Linked DNA regions of Homo sapiens: region 2 is linked to region 1. The links are chromatin loops, found by intact Hi-C in ENCODE. Cell type or tissue: endothelial cell of umbilical vein. All regions are shown on one strand.

What was found. Peaks named below come from ENCODE experiments on the same cell type or tissue, not always from the same donor. Only the 100,000 strongest peaks of a DNase experiment are listed, where the experiment ranks them.
Region 2: it touches region 1 in a loop (11-fold over the local background); 80 of 110 quality-filtered maps call a loop at or near these places.

The regions. Positions count from the first base shown.
Region 1 is chr1:88,980,441-88,988,440 of GRCh38, reverse strand. KYAT3 (kynurenine aminotransferase 3) reads left to right here. Exons shown (of 14, transcript NM_001008661.3): 2 at 90-189. The coding sequence starts at 91. It overlaps RBMXL1 (RBMX like 1), which reads left to right. Exons shown (of 3, transcript NM_001162536.3): 2 at 90-189; 3 at 4,375-8,000. The coding sequence starts at 4,615. The coding sequence ends at 5,787. Among named protein-coding and RNA genes, the nearest start is that of KYAT3, 8.2 kb to the left of the region's middle. In endothelial cell of umbilical vein, a CTCF peak has its summit at 4,411 (motif pointing left); DNase peaks (open chromatin) are centred at 3,300 and 4,380; H3K27ac peaks cover 1,330 bases.
Region 2 is chr1:89,450,827-89,458,826 of GRCh38, reverse strand. No RefSeq gene overlaps it. Among named protein-coding and RNA genes, the nearest start is that of LRRC8B, 70 kb to the left of the region's middle. In endothelial cell of umbilical vein, a CTCF peak has its summit at 3,467 (motif pointing right); a DNase peak (open chromatin) is centred at 3,476; H3K27me3 peaks cover 532 bases.

The sequences.
Region 1 (8,000 bases):
TTATGATACATCAGCTAGCTGTAAGTGTCTGATAGTGATGTACCCATCATATATTTATTCCTCTTCTCAATTTTTCTTTTATTTAATAGCATGTTTTTGGCCCAGAGGAGCCTCTGCTCTCTTAGCGGTAGAGCAAAATTCCTGAAGACAATTTCTTCTTCCAAAATCCTCGGATTCTCTACTTCTGCTGTAGGTATTGCTTACTTACAGATAAATTATTGTACATATTCTGCACTGTCCAAAAAATATGTAATTTTTCAGATGCTTTTTTACAAATACTTTATTGAAATGAACATTTCTATTACATATGCTGAAGGTGTCTCTTGTCATTGACTAGAATTGACATTCACTGAGCAACTGCTTGCCTGTCTGTGGATCAGGCCATGTGCTGGTCATTATATATTCATTACCTCATTTTGTCTTCACAAAACCCTTCAAGTTATGAATATAGGTCCAGTGGCATGGGAAAAAAGTAGAAGAGGATATTTCAGGAGGACTGCTCAGGGATCGAAAAAGGTTTAAAACCCATAACCACCAAATACAATACGTACATCTGCTTTAGGAACTTGATTCAGTCAACCAAAATGCAGAAAGACATTTTTTAAAGACAATCAGAGAGATACGAATGTGGACTGGGTATTAGATGTTAACAAGAAATTATTGTTGGTGAGGTGTGGTAATGAAATTGCAGTTATATAAGTAGCAATATTTTTTAGATAATATGCCAAGTATGTAGGGATGTAATGACCTAAGGTCTAAGATTTATTCTAAAGTTACTCAGCAATTACAGAAAAAAAGAGGCAAAATCTTGAGAATTACTGAATCTGGGTAGTGTGCATATGAGTGTTTTATATTAGGTTAAAGTATATGAAATTGCTATTTTTGTATGAAAATTCCATTTTTGGCATATGAAGTACCATTTTTGTCATAACTGGTTGAATATTGACAATTTTGTATTCAACCTAATTCTAATCTCTCAACTGGTTTAAAATTTTCTCAGTGGTTTAAAATTTTCATAAAAACCATCATCAGTGTCTTCTATATGTAAATCTTATGAATTCTACCTCATAACTGTCTTGAATTCTCTCCTCTTTATGCCACCGTGACCACCTTTTTCAGGCCCTCTCCCAACATAGAAGTCGGTTGAAGCCAGGGAAGTGGTTGTGCTTCCCCAAGGTGAACATATGAAACCATGGCACTAAAAGGGCATTTGTGTGCACAATCCTCATTTGTGGAACTTTTATTAGACTACGTATGCCAGGGCTCACCATTATGCATTCTAATTCTACATATCTGGAATGTATTTTGAAAAATCTTTCCAGCTGATTCTGATGTATGTCCCAGGCAAAAACCACTGACAATGCATTATTCAAACTTGTGGACTATTTGGGATAGCACTAACCCCTCTCCATACCTAGCAGTGGAATGGTTGGGTTGTGTGGTAGCTTTATGTTTAATTAAGTAACTGCCAAAGTGTTTGTATCATTTTAACTACATTGGAAAAGTGTCTACAGTTCATCAGAGGCTTTGCATTTAAAATAGTCGCACAGGGATAAAGATAAATATTCTTCCTATTGCTGGACGAATGAAAAACACTGGCCAGTGTTACAAAAGCAATAGTGATAAGTTTAAATCAAGAAAGACTTGTCAGAACCAGCCAGATAAGTTACTGTGAACTTACTTAGAATATTCGTTTCATCCACATCATCCTTAATGTCATGAAAATCTGCCGGGAAGGGAATAGAATGAAGGATAGGCTGTATTTTCCTGTATTACTTGCTTTTTTACAAAAACATTTTACATATTCTCTAATTTTAAAGAATGTTTTGAATGCTAAAGGAAAAATGTAGGCGGGGCGCAGTGGCTAACACCTGCAATCCCAGCACTTTGGGAGGCTGAGGCCAGTGGATCGCTTGAGACCAGGAGTTCAAGACCAGCCTGGGCAACATGGCAAAACCTCATCTCTATTAAACATACAAAACATTAGCTGGGCACACACCTGTAGTCCAGGATGGTCTCAATCTCCTGACCTTGTGATCCACCTGCCTCGGCCTCCCAAAGTGCTGGGATTACAGGCGTGAGCCACCGCGCCTGGCCCTAAAATAGTCTATTAATTTTTTTTTTTTTAAGAGAGTCTAAAATTTAAATGTCCACCAGAGAAGCGCAAAAGCAACACTGGACAAAACCTTTTCCTTAGGTCTGTCCTTCCTTAAGGAAATCAACTCTCTCTGTCTCTCTCTCTCTCTCTTTTTTTTTTTTCATACAGTCTCTCACTCTTGCCGCCCAGGCTGGAGTGCAATGGCGCAATCTCGGCTCACTGCAGCCTCCGCCTCTCGGGTTCAAGCAATTCTCCTGCCTCAGCCTCCTGAGTAGCTGGGACTATAGGTGCCCGCCACCACTCCCGGCCAATATTTGTATTTTTTGTAGAGACGGGGTTTTGCCATGTTGGCCAGGCTGGTCTCAAACTACTGGGCTCAAGTGATCCACCCTCCTCAGCCTCCCAAAGTGCTGAGATTACAGGCATGAGTCACTGCGTCCAGCCCAACCCTCTCTTTTGATGTGAAAGTATCACCTTTTGTACATTTAGTCCATACCCAATATCTCTTTGCCTCCTTTAGTGCAAAGTTACTCATCCTTACTTGTATCTAAGAGAATCTTTCCTACTTTCTGAGTGGGCACTAGTTTTGGAGTATATATATTGTATGCCATGAACTATATTTTTCTGCTTATGGCTTTGCCTCATTTAATTGCCATAGCACTTACATGGGGCAGGTATTCATTTTCCTGCTTAGCAAATAAGGAAACTGAATTTCAGAGATGTCAGGTAACCTGCCTACTTCACACACTAGGAGTTTTGATGTTTAATTTTGAACTAAGATCTATCTGGCTTGAAAGCTCTTTGCATTAAACAACCTTGAACAATATACTTGGAACGTAGGTGTGTTTTTGGCACAGAACATGGCATGTGTGTGAGGGATTGAACACAGACTTGCCCAGATTCAAACTTACCAATCTTCTGTTTCATGTGCCCAGAAGAAACAGCCTGTTTCTCAGCCTCAAACCCAAACTTCTAGTTGTCTTGATTGGTTCAGCCTGACTGTCCAACTCTGATTTATAGCTGTGATTGGGGGAGCTGAGATTACACAGTGTAGGCAGGCAGAAGGGCCCCAGGCCTATTGATATGGGTGAGGACAATACTCACGCACTCCCTTCACTTACTCACTCTTCCAAGGTCTTGGCTTGAACCCAATTTTTTTTGAGAGAATAAACCAGGCTTTTTGTTCTCCACTTGGCCTGACTCCATTTCTGGCATTCCAGCCATGTATTTAGCTGTTATCAGCTTTCAGATTTAGAGAAAGCCTTGTTTCCAATAAGCTTGTTTCTCTGAAGTAATTGTTAAAATATAATTTTCAGAAAAAGGTTAAATCATGACTCATACAAATATAAAAATGAACATGTGCTAAAGATTTTTATTTCACTCATGTGATATGAAGTAACCAGACAGAAGTTATAACCAGTACATATGGAAAGTCAAAAAGCACAAATTCATATGTAGTAAAGGAATTGGATTGCAAATGAAGGCAAAACTGTTTTTTCTACAGGGTGGAGGGAAGATAATCAAAATGCTAGAACCAGAATTTGCATGCCTGTCACTTAGCTTCAATTTACAAAAGCCCAGAATAACTCAAAGGCAAATTCTAGCCCTGCAAATATCAGCCCTAAAGCTGTGCTGTGGCCAGTGCATAGTTTTCTATTGAAGTACAATTTTTTCCCCAAATACATTATCTCTCAGAGGGAGTCCAAATTGCTTCCCTTTCACTCAGCAGATCTGTTCAGTCAACAGATGTTAAATAGCTACAGCGTATCAGGCACAAATAATTCTTTATAAAATAAAGTAACAAACTATATGTTGTTTCAAAGTTCCAGTTAAGGCCAGCCGTGGTAGCTCACCCTTATAATCCCAACACTGGGAGGCCGAGGCAGGCGGATCACTTGGGCTAGGAGTTCCATACCAGCATGGCCAACATGGTGAAACCCTGCTCTACTAAAATACAAAAATTAGCCAGGTGTGGTGGCGCATGCCGGTAATCCAAGCTACTCAGGTGGCTGAGGCACAAGAATGGCTTGAGCCTGGGAGGCAGAGGTTGCAGTGAGCCAAGATTGCGCCGCTGCACTCCAGCCTGGGCAACACTGTGAGACTCCTGTCTACAAAAAAAAAAAAAAAAAAAAAAAAAAGCAACAAAAAAAGGGCTCCTGTTAATTATACACACTTTTGAGCTTAATATAATTGCATTTTTTATGTATCTTTAAGCATCTTTCCCTGCTTTACATTTCCACTTCTGAGTTTTACTTTCATTTCTTCCACCATTACAGGAACATTCTGTTGTTTTCCTCTGCCATCTAGTGGCAAAAGAAAGTAATTTTCCTGGTTTTTTGAATGGATAGCCATACCTTAAAAAGCATCCAGATTGCGCAGTAGTGCTAGCGGCTTCGCGGTTCAGTCCTCCTAACTGACAGCCGCCACTGGTGCTGAGCTGCTAGGAAGCCCCTGTCGGCGAGCTTGTTGGAGCTTGAACCCACTGTCACCCCTCCGACTCACCGGCAAAAAAAAAAATGGTTGAAGCAGATCGCCCAGGAAAGCTCTTCATTGGTGGGCTTAATACGGAAACAAATGAGAAAGCTCTTGAAACAGTATTTGGCAAATATGGACGAATAGTGGAAGTACTCTTGATAAAAGACCGTGAAACCAACAAATCAAGAGGATTTGCTTTTGTCACCTTTGAAAGCCCAGCAGACGCTAAGGATGCAGCCAGAGACATGAATGGAAAGTCATTAGATGGAAAAGCCATCAAGGTGGAACAAGCCACCAAACCATCATTTGAAAGAGGTAGACATGGACCGCCCCCACCTCCAAGAAGTAGAGGTCCTCCAAGAGGTTTTGGAGCTGGAAGAGGAGGAAGTGGAGGAACCAGGGGACCTCCTTCACGAGGAGGACACATGGATGATGGTGGATATTCCATGAATTTTAACATGAGTTCTTCCAGGGGACCACTCCCAGTAAAAAGAGGACCACCACCAAGAAGTGGGGGTCCTTCTCCTAAGAGATCTGCACCTTCAGGACTAGTTCGCAGCAGCAGTGGAATGGGAGGAAGAGCTCCTCTATCACGTGGAAGAGATAGTTATGGAGGTCCACCTCGAAGGGAACCGCTCCCCTCTCGTAGAGATGTTTATTTGTCCCCAAGAGATGATGGGTATTCTACTAAAGACAGCTATTCAAGCAGAGATTACCCAAGTTCTCGTGATACAAGAGATTATGCACCACCACCACGAGATTATACTTACCGTGATTATGGTCATTCCAGTTCACGTGATGACTATCCATCAAGAGGCTATGGCGATAGAGATGGATATGGTCGTGATCGTGACTATTCAGATCATCCAAGTGGAGGTTCCTACAGAGATTCATATGAGAGTTATGGTAACTCACGTAGTGCTCCACTTACACGAGGGCCCCCGCCATCTTATGGTGGAAGCAGTCGCTATGATGATTATAGCAGCTCACGTGATGGATATGGTGGAAGTCGAGACAGTTACTCAAGCAGCCGAAGTGATCTCTACTCAAGTTGTGACAGGGTTGGCAGACAAGAAAGAGGGCTTCCCCCTTCTGTAGAAAGGGGGTACCCTTCTTCACGTGATTCCTACAGCAGTTCAAGCCGCGGAGCACCAAGAGGTGCTGGCCCTGGAGGAAGCCGATCTGATAGAGGGGGAGGCAGAAGCAGATACTAGAAACAAACAAAACTTTGGACCAAAATCCCAGTTCAAAGAAACAAAAAAAAGAGTGGAAACTATTCTATCATAACTACCCAAGGACTACTAAAAGGAAAAATTGTGTTACCTTTTTTAAATTCCCTGTTAAGTCCCTTCCGTAATTTTTATGTTCTTGTGAGGAAAAAAGTAAAACATGTTTAATTTTATTTGACTTTATGACATTGCTTTTCAACAAGCAAATGTTAAATGTGTTAAGCCTTGTAGTACTAGTGTTGTAACTTTCCAAGTAAAGGTGTCCCTAAAGACCACTTCCTATCTGGTTTTTCCCAGTAAATGAGGCAAGCAATTCTAAGATCTTCCACAAAACATCTAGCCAACTAAAATGGAGAGATGAATCATTCTGCCTATACAAACAAGCTAGCTATTAGAGGGTGGTTGGAGTATGCTACTCATAAGATTTCAGGGTGTTTTCTAACTGAAATCTCACTGTTCTCAGTATGCAAAACCTGAAATCAGATGCCTATGTAAGGAAAGTGCTATTCACCCAGTAAACCCAAAAAAAGCAAATGGATAATGCTGGCCATTTTGCCTTTCTGACATTTCCTTGGGAATCTGCAAGAACCTCCCCTTTCCCCTCCCACAATAAGACCATTTAAGTGTGTGCTAAACAACTACGGAATACTAAATAAAAAGTTTGGCCAAAACCAACCATGAAGCTGCAAAGGTGCTTGCTCTTACTCTTTCAAATTTTTGCAACTCTAATGTCTCACTTTTAAAGGAACAGCTTGATTGCAAAGGAGAAAATAGATAAGCAATGAATTTATCTCCAACTTCCTAAAGGCTTATGACTTCTAAAAAGTGAATCTATCAGCATTCCACATCAGATTTAAAGCATCAAATGCCTGTGAAACAGCAAAGATGGTTGAAGATTGTGCTCATTATGTTTGTGGAGTGCTGATTGATTCACAGTAGATAACGCTGGCAGTAAGAGAAATCAAATGCTAAGAGTTGTTGAAGCAGAAGGCGGCTGATTGTTGGTAAGTCAGTGCAGTTGCATAAGCAGTGCTGTCAGAATTGGTTTGGTGCAGGCAATAGATTTTGCCTTCAAGGGTTCCTGTGGATCTCAGGAAGGCATCAGTGTTGATTAACACTCATAACTAGGGAGTGAGTGGTAGTTACTTAAGTAATTGACCAAATGGAAAAGGGGAAGTAATTAAGGAAATTGGTAAGTGGAGGTAGTCAGGAGGTTCTCGTGGTCCTTTACACAGATTTTACAGCTTTGGGTTTCATTTTGTTTAGCTAAAGTCATGGGGACAACTCTTCAATTTAGAACTTAAGATGAATTATAAAAATGATGGATATAAGTGGTAGCTCTATCTGGTGAAGTGTCTTGTCAGTAAGTGAAACATTTTTTTGTGGTGGCTTATCCACAAACAGTTTAGTTGTAGAATAAAACTTATGAGTGACATCTGGAAAGTAACAACCATGCTAAGATGGCAAACACACTGGAAACAATTGGGCCACTTGGCTTTCTTTTGCTGTATTGTTTTATAAGCCTGCTTTACCTCCCCGTCTTGGAAACAAGTTTTAGTTTATTGCTTTGGAGACTAGAGCCAATAGTGTAATGTTCTCAAAGGAAACAGACTTGAGTTGTTGGATTAGAGGAACTAACTCAACTTCTAATTTTTTTTGTTGTAATTATGGCACTGTCATGTTTTAACATTTGCAACTAGGGATAGTAAGTACAACATTTTTAACTCTCATTTGGCAGACTACTACTAATCACAGACCACAAGGGTAATGACCAAATTTATGTGGTTGTTACACTTCCATAGTTGTCTTAGCCGAATCCTTCCATATTCTTATGATTACTTGGGTTAAAGCTTCTGTGAGGACCTTTTGGCTCTTAAGATATCCTAAATATTTAAAATATTTAGATATCCTAAATATAGGATATAGAGTTTGTACCAAATATGAATGAATATTGTTCAAAGCAAGGAGTATGTTAAAATGACCAGACACCTGTTTGATAAATAGTTTACTGAACTAGCAGACGTGTGGAAAAAGAATCAGATCTTGATTCTTCTGGGTTTATACTGGTTGTAAAACAGAATGATATTAGAAAATGTTTTCCTTGTTTAAGTGGTAGTTGAACATAGAACTTGGGTATTATAGATCACTTTTCACTTTTTGGAATGTTTTGTATTGAAACTTAATACAACTTTAACATG
Region 2 (8,000 bases), 470 kb before region 1:
ACAACTTCATTGAGGTGAAATTGATATATAACAACTGCACATATTTATTATATACAATTTGATAGGTTTCAATGTATGCATATACTTATAAAATCATCACCACAATCAATGCAATAGATATATCCACCCCTCCAGAAGTTTCCTTGTACCTCTTTGTTTATTTTGTAGCAACATATAACATGAGATCTAGCCTCTTAACAAATTTTTAAGTGTATGATACTGAAACTTTATACCCATTGAATAACCACTCCCAATTTTCCCTTCCGTCAACTCTTGGCAACCACCATTCTATTCTCTGCTTTTATGAGTTTCACGATTTTAGATTCCACATATAAGTGAGGCCATGCAGTATTTGTCGTCTGTAACTGGCTTTATTTGTTTAGCATAATGTCTTCAGGTTTATCCCTATTGTTTCAGATGACAGAACATTCTTTTTAAAAGCTAAATAATATTCACACACATTTTTATCCATTTTTGGATATTTGTGTTATTTCCATATCTTGACTATTGTGAATGATTATTGTGAATAATGAACTTGGGAGTGCAGCTATCTCTCCAGGGTCCTGGTTTTTCTTCTTCTGAATGTATACCTAGAGGTGATATTGCTGGATCGTGTGGTAGTAATATTTTTAATTTTTTGAGGAACCTTCATAGTGTTTTGCATAGTAGCCACACCCTTGTACATTCTAATCAACAGTGTACAAGGGTTCCAATTTCTACAATCATTATCAACACCATTATTTTTTAAAGTTTCTTTTTTTTTTTTTGATGGGGTCTTACTCTGTCACCCAGGCTGGAGTGCAGTGGCATGATCTGGGCTCACCACAGCCTTGATCTCCCCAGACTCAGGTGATCCTCCAACCTCATCCTCCTGAGCAGGTGGGACTATAGGTGCAAACCACCACACCCAGTTAATTTTTGTATTTTTAGTAGAGATAGGGTTTTGCCATGTTATGCAGGCTGGTCTTGAACTCCTGGGCTCAAGAGATCTGTCCACCTCGGCCTCTCCAGGAGCTAGGATTACAGGCATGAGCCACTGTGCCTGGCCTTTTTTTTTTAAATAGTAGCCATCCTAACAGGTGTGCAGTGATGTGTCACTGTGGTTTTGATTTGCATTTCTCTGATTATTAGTGATATTGAGTGCCTTTTCAATATATTTTCCAAATATTTTATTTCTGGGTTCTCTATTCTGTTTTATTGGGCTCTCTATTCTGTTTCATTGGTCTATATGTCTGTCTTTATGCCAGTTCCATACTGTCTTAATTACTGTAAATTTGTATTACATTTTCAAATCAGGAAGTGTGATGCCTCCAGCTTTGTTCTTCGTTCTCAGGTCACTTTGACTATTCTGGGTGTTTTGTGCTAAGCTCTTGGCTTGACTTCATGGACCATCCAAGATATGCAACCCCATAATTAACACATTTTCTAGTTTCCCTATTTAAAGCTTTAGACATCTTGGGGCTTTGCTGATCCTGGAGAGACTGATCCTCCCAGGGCTAGGCAGTTTTTAGAGATACTAAGGGATTCTCCTGCAAGTGTGCCTTTCATATGCAAACTAACCAACCTGAAGCCCACACGCCACCACTTTCTCTGTTGGCTCTCACACTCTGGGTCACTACCCATCTGCCCTACTCACCCAAAGGCCAAATACCAGAAAGTAAGAACAATTCCTCTGCTTCAGAGCCCACTGAAATTATTCCAGCTAGCCAATCCTAAACCTGCTTGCCCTGCTAGTTCTAGTTCACAGTTGCTCTGAATAGCATCCTTGACTGTAACTGGAACCACCTGGAGGTGGAGCGAGGCTTTAAAACACTCACACTCAGCCTCAACTCTAGACTTACTAAATCAGTCTCTGGTGATGGGTCAGAGCTCGAGTGTAAGGATTTTTAAGGAGAACCCCAGTTGATGATTAAGTGCAGCAAGTATTAAGAATTACTTATTTAGTCTTTTGACTTCTAAAGGAGGCCTCCTACTAGACTCTTTACTTTAGACAAGCTCTGGTCTTTGACCTCTGTCTGCTTACTTCATAAATGCCTTCAAAACTGAAGGTTGCCACCATGGCACATGTATACCTATGTAACAAACCTGCACATTCTGCACATGTATCTCAGAACTTAAAGTATAATAAAAATAAATAAAATAAAAAGCAAAACAAACAAAAATCCCTGAAAGTTCATTCCCTTTGTTGGCAAATGCTATTAGGAAAAAAACAGCTTCAATAACTCCACTTAACTCTTTGGTCTCCCACCTTCCCTTGGAATTTGGTCTTTAAGATCATTCATGACAAATTAGTCCATTTTTAATACTGCTTTTAAAAATATTAAACATTTTTAAATCCAAAATTTTACCTTTTTTTCAGCACAAATCTTTGTCTGCATAGATTATTCAGATTAGTCTACCACACTCCCCAAATCCTCAGCCTAAGTTATTGCCAAAACTCGTATCTGCTCATTCTGCCACTTGCTTCTATTCTCAAATCCATTTAGCAGTGCGGCCATAGCAGACAGTTCCAGCAGCTGCTATGTCCTCTGTTGAGAGTCTTTCTCCTTTACTTACTCAGGTTTTTGTTCAGGCTATGTAAGGCTGCCTCTTTTGCCCAAGCACAGCTTATAAATTCAGAGGAGCTAAAGTCCCTGAGGGGAACTCTCAACCAATGGAAACTGGGTTGTTAAATAAATACTCCACATTGTCCCTCAAAGAGACAATTATGAAATGCACTCTATATAATTCTTCAGAATATCCACTTTGGGATTGATCTCCAGTTGCTCACAATAGTAACCAACTCATTAATTCGCCTTTTTAGCTTTGTCCGTGTGTTACTCTCCCTTTCCCTGGCTTCCTGTCACCATTTCCCAAATAAACTATACACATCCAAGTCTTTCCTTGTTGGAGAGAGAAACCAAATAAAAACACATTATCCCCATGGGAACCTAAGACCTTACCATTTCTTTCATCATTTCAATTAACCTTTAAAAAACCTCCATCATAGTCATGTTTACATTAGAAAATGCATACAGTGTTATCAATGTATGAATTTGATTTATTTATGTAGCTGGATTTCAACTTTATTATAACAAATTTTATTGTGAATTTTATATTTCAAATATATGTTTATTATTTATTTTATAATTAATATATTACCAAAATTCATTTTATAATAAATATTTATATTAATACCATTATAACACATTTAATCAATATTTAATAAATAATACATATATAAAGTTTATATTTACAATAAATATTAATATAGTAAACTTTATATATAAAATTTATTTCAAATATTTGAAAAATAAATTTGATTTCACCATAATTTATAATTTATTATGAATTTCTATAAACTCTATATTGCCATCAATAAATTTCCATAAATTCTATACTGATATCTATATATTCTATATTGATATCACTTTCCACAGGAAAATTCATTCGTATATTACCAAATAAATTACCAAACATAGCCACATGATGGCAGTGCCTGCAAGCGCTTATCTCTTCAGTGTAGGCATGATACATCCATGATAACACTGCTGTTCCTTAATCTGTGTTTGAGGTGAACAGGCCGTATCTAGCAAATGCAAGCAGAAATATCTCTGCAAAATCTGTATTTATAACTTCATTGTCCACCCCGCTAGGACTAGCCGGAGTCATCATGACATACATCCAAATGTTAGGCTTTCTTGCTCACTCACAGGGGCCTGCAGACCTGGGCAGGTGTCCCCCTAGCCAGACCAGGTTCTTCCTCTTTACTACTGATTTTGTTCCATCACCACGTATTACTCTGTGGCTTATGTAGGAGCTGTGGGCAGCACTATGCTGTTGGGAGTTAGACAATTAATTGAGCAGACATGTCAATTCATTGCTCAGGAATCCAGGCAGAAATTCACTTGACTGATAGTCAGATAGACAGAGTAAACACATTTTTTGTTGGTATCTCTGCTCCGATGAGAATTTTTATATGTTGTTTGATCCAAATCACCTTAGAAGTAGACACTTAGACTGAGAGCCTGGAACTGATCCACTAACTTGTAAGATACCTGGGCTGGTAATAATCCCTTGCATATTGTTCCATTAACTTTACCTAATCCAGGGGTCAGCAAACAAGAGATGGGCCAAATTTATCCCACTGCCTACTTTTGTAAATAAAGTTTTATTGGAACACAGCCACACTCATTTGTTACATATTGTCTATGGTTGCTCTGGAAGAATAGATTTGACAGAGACTTATGGTATGCAAATCCTAAAATATTACTATTTGGCTTTTAAATTTTTTCAGAGATGGAGTTGCCTACATCTGGAGTGTAGTGGATGGCCTCAAGCGATCTTCCTGCCTCAGCCTCTAGAGTAGCTATTACTCCTGGTGCATGATAACATGCTTGGCTTATTTAGCCTTTCATGAAAAAAGTGCAAGAGTTTGAGCAAAATGTTAAGGATGAGCCTCTCTAGATATGCAATTAAGGATTAGTCATTTTTATCTTTACTTGTCTTTATTTTTTAATTATTTTGTTGTAAAATGATTACCTGCTGAACTAGACATATATATGAGTATATACATTCATATTTATATATTGGTATGTTATATATAATTAGCTCTTAACAAGAGAGTTCACTTGTCCCTTGAAGCTTTGAAGCCAGGCATTGACTTCTCTTCTCTACTTATGAAAGATCATATTTTATGTGTATATATATATATATATGTATATATATATCCATAAAACACACACATACACACACAGAGTTTGGACTATATAGTTATTTTTAAGTAATAAGGATCAGCCAGATAGGGACTAATTTTATTTCTAATAGAAGCGTATACAGCTCTTACTCTGAAGCTTTCCAAAGTGTGACTACTAGAAAGATAGAAAAAAAAAACGCTCTCTTCAGGTTATGATTGCCTAGAAGCTCCTTGACAGCGACGGTCTTGCTTTCTGCATTTTTGGGCCTGCTGCAGGGCCTGATAGAGGTAGCCATGCAGGCGCCCACCATGGCTCTTTCCAGGCCAATCACTGCTGCCCTGAGATGATGTTTGGGGAGCAGCACATCCAGGGGGACGCAGCATTCCTGGCTGTCACCGCTCATCTGTCATTGGTTTAAGTGGAGAAGCTGAGCTTCCCCAGAACTAAAGCCAGCCACAGACTCCTGCAGGCCAGGCAGCAGGCACCCTGCCCTTCCTGCCCATTCCTCAGTTGCCACTCTTAATCAGAAACCAAGTCTTGAGTTAGGGACTAAGTTGCATTTAAAAGAAAGTGAACATACCTGCTCTACAGCACCGCAGGTGCAAGAACAGTTTTCAGTTGCCTCACTCACCCCTTGGTCTCTTTCCTCACTCTACTTTTCTTTGTTCCCCATTAAAGGAAGAAAAAATAAAAAAGCTGAGGGAGCTAGTTATTTCCACAAATGAGATGGTGCAACAAAACTAAACTTGAATGTAAAATTAATCCATGCTATTGTTGAAGAGTTTGCTAAGACATGCCTGAATCATCTGATGTGAGTTTGAGGATGCGTGTTGGGTGCAGGGGTGAGAGGAGGTCAGAAAAAGCCATAGATACTGCACAGTCACACCTTAGCAAGCACAGTCCTGTCAGATTGCTTTTGTCTTCTGTATCTTGGAAGGCTTCACGGGCTTTCTTCTTGATACCTCTCCCAGTTGGCTTTAGTTTTTTTAGTTTAGTTTTTTTTTTTTTTTTGGCACAGAAGATAAAATCCACAGTAGAAACATAAAGCTCTAGAAACCAAGAATATTTTTAAGCATTTTCTTCTAGTTAGAATTCCTGGGTTATTTTTTTAGTGTACAGCTTTTGACATTTTAAATATGTTTCCCCCGTCTCCATGACTCCTACCTCCCACCACAGGCATACCTAAAGGTATTGCAGGTTTGTGCCAGACCACTTCAATTAAGTGAATATTGCAATAAAGTGAGTACACAAAACTTTGGTTTCCCAGTGCAACATGGAACTTACGTTCACACTATACTGTAGTCTACTAAGTGTGCAATAGCATTATGTCTAAAAACAAAATTACATACCTTAATTAAAAAATACTTTATTGCTGAAAAATGTTAATAATCGTCTGAGCCATCAGCAAATTGTAATCTTTTTGCTGGTGGAGAGTCTTGCCTCAATGTCAATGGCTGCTGACTGGGGTGGTGGTCACTGAAGGTCAGGGTGGCTGTGGCAAATTGTTAAAATAAAATGACAGTGAAGTTTGATGCATTGACTTACTCTTCCATTACAAAATATTTATCTGTATCATGAGATGCTATTTGGTATTATTTTACCCAGTTTTTAAAAAAATGGTAGTCAGTCCTCTCAAACCCTGCCACTACTTTATCAACTAAGTTGATGTAATATTCTAAACCCTGGGTTGTTGTTGCCACATGTTCATACCATCTTCACCGGGAGTAGATTTCATCTCAAGAAACCACTTTCTCTGCTCATCCATAAGAAGCAACTCCTCATCCATTCAAGTTTTCTAATGAGATGCAGCAATTCAGTCACTTCTTCGGGCTGTAGTTACAATTCTAGTTCTCTTGCTATTTCCGCCACATCTCCAGTTACTTCCTCCACTTGTGTCTTGAATCCCTCAAAGTCATCTATGGAGGTTGGAATCAACTTCTTCCAAGCTGCAGTTAACATTGATATTTTGACCTCCTCCCATGAATCAGAAATGTTCTTAAAGGCACCTGGATGGATAAGTTTTTTTAAAGGGTTTTCAATTTACTTTGCCCAGATTTATCAGGGGAATTACTACTATCTATGTCAGCTATAACTTCACAAAATGTATTTGTTAAGTAATGAAAATTGAGAGTTGAAATTATTTCTTGATCCATGGGCTACAGAATGCATGTTGTGTTAATAGACATGAAAACAACATTAATTTCCCTGTACATCTCCATTAGAGCTCTCAGTTGACCAGGTACATGGTCAATGAGCAGTAATATTTTGAAAGATATGTATTTTTTCTGAATTGTATGTCTTAACAGTGAGCTTCAAATATTCATAAACCATGCTGTACACAGATGTGCTGTCATACAGGCTTTGTTGCTCCATTTATAGACCATAGGCTGAGTACCTTTGGTATAATTTTTAGGAGGGGTCTTAGGATTTTCAAAATAGTAAACAAATGTTGGATTCAATTTAAAGTTACCAACTACATTAGCCCCTAACAAGAGAGTCAGCTTGTCCTTTGAAGCTTTGAAGCCAGGCATTGACTTCTCTCAACCTATGAAAGTCCTAGATGGCATCTTTTCCAATACAAGGCTGTTTCTTCTACTTTGAAAATCTGTTGTGTAGTGCAGCCACCGTCATCAATTATCTTAGTTAGATCTTCTGGATAACTTGCTGCAGCTTCTACATCAGCACTTGCTGCTTCATCTTGCACTTTTCTGTTATACGTACAACTTCTTTTCTTAAACGTCATGAACCAATCTCTGCTAACTTCCAAGTTTTCTTCTGCAGCTTCCTCACCACTCTCAGCCTTCACAGAATTGAAAAAAGCTATAGCCTTGTTCTGGATTAGGGTTGGGCTTCAGGGAAACTTGTGGCTGCTTTGATCTATCACTAAACTTTCCACTGTTACTAAAGCTGTCTCCACTGAAATGTTAGTGATAAAAGACCACAAAAACTTTCTTGCTATTAGTCATTAGGATGTCTCACGTTCTCATCATTCATATGTTCACTGGAGTAGCACTTCTAATTTCCTTCAAGAACTTTTCTTTTTCATTCACAAGTTAGTAACAGCCACAAGAGGCCTATCTCGGCTTTACATGCCTTCCTCACTAAACTTAATCATATCTAGCTTTTGATTTAAAGTAGGGGATTTGCAACTTTTTCTTTCACTTGAGCACTTGGAGGTCATTATAGACTTATTAACTATCCTAATTTCAATATTGTTGTGTCCTAGAAACTATGGTTGCCTAAGGAGAGGGAGAATAGCAGGGGAATAACTGGTGAGTAGAGCAGTGGGAACACACACATTTTTAAAGTTTCTGTTTGTGGTAC